2 separate regions of the Homo sapiens genome follow, and region 2 is linked to region 1. A link is a loop called in an ENCODE intact Hi-C map of the cell type or tissue named here. Cell type or tissue: PC-9. All regions are shown on one strand.

Region 1 (2,500 bases):
CTCCTGAGCTCAAGTGATCCATCCGCATCAGCCTCCCGAAGTGCTGGGATTACAGGTGTGAGCCACCGTGCCCAGCCAATAAGATTTTTTTGTTTTGTTTTTTTAAAGTGTTAAAAACCTTGTAAGGGGCTGGGTGTGGAGGCTCATGCCTGTAATCCTAGCACTATGGGAAGCCATTGGCTTGCACCCAGGAGTTCGAGACCAGCCTGGGCAACATATGAGCCCCTCTCTACAAAATATTTAAAAGTTAGCCAGACTTGGTGGCACGTGCCTGTAGTCCCAGCTACTTAGGAGGCTGAGGCAGGAGGGTCACTTGAGCCCAGGAGTTTGAGGTTGCAGTGAGCTATGATTGCTACTGCACTCCAGCCTGGATGGCAGAGTAAGACCCTGTGTCAAAAAAAGAAAGGAAGAAAGAAAGAAGGAAAATTTAGATTCAGCAAAGATAAACCTCTTCTCCACTTGCCGAAAGTGAGCAAGCCAAGCATCCTATTCCTGAGGCCACTTCCTCTCACTTAAGGTCCAGTGTACTGCATGAAAGTATGATTTGAACCTTGGAAATAATCTACCCCAACTGTCTCCACTTACATGTAAGAAAATGGAGCCTTGGAGAAGGGAAGGGTCTTACTCAAAGACATCCAATAAGTCTGTGACTAAGCCAGGATGAGAACCCAGTCTTTGAACTCCTAGGTCAGGGTTTTTTCCAGCGCCCACACACAGGGCTGCTCACCCACACAGCACATCTTCCCTGGGCCTTGTCTGGGAGACCACTGGTGCCCACAGGCCAACCCTCACCAGCCTACCCAGCCCAGGGCACTCAGGCCCAGAGGTGGAAGTGAGACCTGGGGAGGGTGGAGGCATGGTGGCCCCCTATTCCAGGCAGCACTGTGAGCCAGGGTAGTTGGGGCCACAGAAAGGGCAAGGATAGACACTCTGAACTTTGGCAGGAGTTGGGTGGGAAGGGAACATGTATGTATGTGCATGTGGGGGAGGTACTCACGCCAAATCCTTGCTCCCATCCCCCTCAGGCTCCTTTGAGTCACTTGTCCGTAAGGTTGGGGCACATTCTTGAAGGGAGTGGTCACAGGGGTTCAAGGCCCATTCAGTCCGCAGGCCAGTTTCTATTCCTCCTGGCACTGAAACCACCTCCTCACTCAGACTCAGCACCCCTCCCCAACTGGAAATATAGTGACATGCTCTTCTAATTCCTGCCCTGGGACCTCCTTGGACCAGACGCGAGGCTGGGGGTAGGGCCGGCCTGGGTGCCCTTTCTCAGGGGATGGATTCTTGGTATTCAATATGTGGGGTGTGGCTGACCTACATTCAGATGAGCCTGATTGGCCCTCCCTTCCCCATCCTGTTGTTCTTCCCCAACCCCCCATCTCTCCGGGCCATTCCGCGGTGGGCCAGGGCAAGGCTGAGGGTTTAGGATCTCTCCCTGCCATCTGGGCATCTCCATCTCTGCGCCCCGGCAGGTCTGCAGCCACTGGGCCTAAGGGAGCGGCCCTAGCAATCCGGTCTGAGGGGAGCAGTGCCCTCGTGTGGCCTCCAGGAGAAGCGCGGCTCTTTTCTCAGCCCGGTCCTTTGTATGCTCTCATTGAACAAGTATTTATTGAGAGCCACTACGTGCCAGGCGCCGCTCTAGGCGCCGCGGCCAAGACAGATACCTGCTCCACGGACTGTGCATTTCAGCGTGTGCGTGCGTGGACAGTCAGGCAATAAATGATAAACAAATACATAAATGAGGCAGTTACTAGTAGTGGTAACTGCTAGGAAGAAAATAAAACAGAGAAATGTGATGGAGAGTGACCCAAGAGAGAAACTTAGGGTAGGATGGGCCGGGCGCGGTGCTCACGCCTGTAATCCCTGCACTTTGGAAGGCCGAGGCGGGTGGATCACGAGTTCAGGAGATCGAGACCATACTGGCTAACACGGTGAAACTCCGTCTCTACCAATACAAAAAAAAAAAAAAAAAAAAGAAAGAAATTAGCCGGACGTGGTGGCGGGCGCCTGTAGTCCCAGCTACTCTGGAGGCTGAGGCAGGAGAATGGCGTGAACACGGGAGGCGGAGCTTGCAGTAAGCCGAGATCATGCCACTGCACTCCAGCCTGGGCAACAGAGCGAGACTCCGTCTCAAAAAAAAAAAAAAAAAAAAAAAAGAAAGAAACTTAGGATAGGATGGAAAAGGAAGATTTCCGTGAGTAGCTAACGTCTGAGATGAGACCTAGGTCACAGATTGTCATGTAAGGATATGGGGGAAAGGCTTTCCTTACAGAGAAAATAGATCCTGCAAAGATCCTCAGGCAGGAACAGGTTTTGCAGAACAGGTGAAGGCCAGTGTGGTTAGAAAGGAGTGAGCGAGGGGAGGCTGGTGTGAGATGCCGTCAGAGAGGTGGGTTGGGGCCAGGGTGTGAATCTTGCAGGCCACGACAAGGAGCTTGATTTTTTTTTCTTCTTCTTCTAGGAGTAATGGGAGTGTGTTGGGTGAGTATTGAACCGAAGA
Region 2 (2,500 bases), 280 kb before region 1:
AATATGGATTTAAGGTTCCTGCACGTCTTTTCATGGCTTGATAGCTTTTTTCTTTTTAGCAATGAATATTTCATTTACTGGGTATACCACAGTTTATTCATTCCTCTAATGAAGGCCAACTCAGTTGCTTTCAAGTTTTGGTAATTATAAAAGATGCTATAAACATCCATGTGCACGTCTTTGTATGGACATAAGTTTTCAACTCCTTTTGGTAAACACCAGAGAGTTCAAATGTTGGATTATATAGTAAGATGTATGTTTAGTTTTGTAAGAAGCTGTCAAACTATCTTCCAAAGTGGCTGTGCCCTTTTGCATTCCCACCAGCAATGAACCAGAGTTCCTGTTGCTCCACATCCTCACCAGCATTTGGTGTTGTCATGTTCTGGACTTTGGCCATTCTAATAGATATGTATCTTGAATTAATTTTTAAAAATCAACCTGCAGAAATAAAATTGCTATACCAAAGGATATGTGCATTAAATAAGGCTTTTGATACATATTACCAAGTTAGCTTCCTGAAGTGAAAGATTGTACCATTTTAGCTCCCACTAGCTTGGACAACATGACGAAATTTCATCTCTACAAAACATACAAAAATTCTCTGAGTGTGGTTGCCCGCGCCTAGTAGTCCCAGCTACTCCAGCGGCTGAGGCAGGAGAATCACTCGAGCTGGGGAAGTGGAGGTTGCAGTGAGCCAAGATCGCGCCGCTGCACTTCAGCCTGGACGACAGAAGGAGACACTGTCTTAAAGAAAAAAAAAAGAACAAGAAGAACTTACAGTACTGCCTGGAACATACTAAGCATACAACAAATATTAGCTATTTGAATAACTTTTGTACGTTAAGCTTTTTCCATTGGGGGGATCTAAACTTTTGCAATATTAATAGTTGAATATAAAGGCAATACTACTGATATTTTGGGATACATAAAATAATGTATAATGTAGAGATAGGAATGGCAATATTTCGAACAATGAAATAGATTATTTTATAATCTTTGCTTTCTTTAATTAAAAAAATAGGAATTCACCTAAAAAAGATATATCTGCTATTCTAAAATCTACCACTGAGTGGCAGCATAACCAATTAATATGGCAATATAACTCGTAATTTTCAAACTCAAATTTACAAAAATCTCAAAATAGAAAAAGGGTTCCTAGAAAAGAAGTGTGGTTATAGCAGACACATTAAATCTATTGGCTGATGAATTATTTGAGGTAAATCTATCCCAATACCTTGCTAGGTGTTGGTTGGCCAGACATCTCTAAACTGATTTATCTTTTCTGTGACCCCATTTCCACTCTCCCTTAAAATGGTTTTTCTTCCGTCTTTTCCATCTCAATAAATGACATACGTACCATCTACCTAATTGCTTAAGCCAGAAACTAAAAGTCACTCTATTGTGGGGTACAGGGCTTTTTATTGTTGATTCATAGTTGTATTATATTATGGTAAAAAAAAAATGTGGTCTGTATAATATCAACTTTCTCAGTATTACTTGAGACTGGCTTCGTAGTCAAATTTTCAAGTTTTTCACATTTACTTAGAGAACATGTACTTAGAAAACATGTACTCTCCACTACGTGAAGGATTCTGGCTGTATCCATTAAATCAAGCTTGTGAACCATGTTTTTCAGATCTTCTGTATCCTTATTAATATTATGTCAGCTTCTTCTGTTTCTGTAGGAAATATGGTAAAGAAAAATTTGCCACTGTAATTGTGGATTTGTTAATTTCTTGCAATTCTGTCAATGACATTTTTGCTTTACATGTACTGAAGAGGTATTGTAAATTACATATAGAGTCAGAATTGCTACATCTTTTTGGTACCAACATGGAGAAACCCCGTCTCTACTAAAAATACAAAGTTAGCCAGGCGTAGTGGCGCATGCCTGTAATCCCAGCTATGCGGAAGGCTGAAGCAGGAGAATCGCTTGAACCTGGGAGGTGGAGGTTGCGGTGAGCCGAGAATGCACCACTGCACTCCAGCCTGGGCAAAAAGAGCAAAGCTCCGTCTCAAAAAAAAAAAAATTCCTTTATCGTTTACTTAAAAAAATCTTAGGCCGGCCGGGCGCGGTGGCTCACGCCTGTAATTCCAGTATTTTGGGAGGCCGAGGCGGGTGGATCACCAGAAATCAGGAGTTCGAGACCAGCCTGATCAACACGGAGAAACCCCATCTTTATTAAAAATACAAAATTAGACAGGCGTGGTGGCGCATGACTGTAATCCCAGCTACTCGGGAGGCTGAGGCAGGAGGATGGCGTGAACCCGGGAGACGGAGCTTGCAGTGAGCTGAGATCGCGCCACTGCACTCCAGCCTGGGCGACAGAGCGAGACTCCGTCTCAGAAAAAAAAAAAAAAAAAAGGAAACAAAAATCCTTCAGTGGCTTCGTATGAGAAAGAATAATATCCAAACATTTTACCACAACACTTAGAATGACTTGGCCCATGCCTGCTTCGCCAATCTCCTCTCATAAACTTAAATACTTATGTTTAACTT

Evidence for each region. Peaks named below come from ENCODE experiments on the same cell type or tissue, not always from the same donor. Only the 100,000 strongest peaks of a DNase experiment are listed, where the experiment ranks them.
Region 2: a loop joins it to region 1, with 17 times the contacts of the local background. A loop is called at or near these places in 24 of 110 quality-filtered maps.

What each region holds. Positions count from the first base shown.
Region 1 is chr5:140,356,285-140,358,784 of GRCh38, forward strand. No RefSeq gene overlaps it. Among named protein-coding and RNA genes, the nearest start is that of SLC4A9, 2.7 kb to the right of the region's middle. In PC-9, CTCF peaks have their summits at 1,547 (motif pointing left) and 1,747; a DNase peak (open chromatin) is centred at 1,547; H3K4me3 peaks cover 350 bases.
Region 2 is chr5:140,072,334-140,074,833 of GRCh38, forward strand. No RefSeq gene overlaps it. Among named protein-coding and RNA genes, the nearest start is that of NRG2, 30 kb to the left of the region's middle. In PC-9, a CTCF peak has its summit at 1,085; no DNase peak of the experiment used is centred here.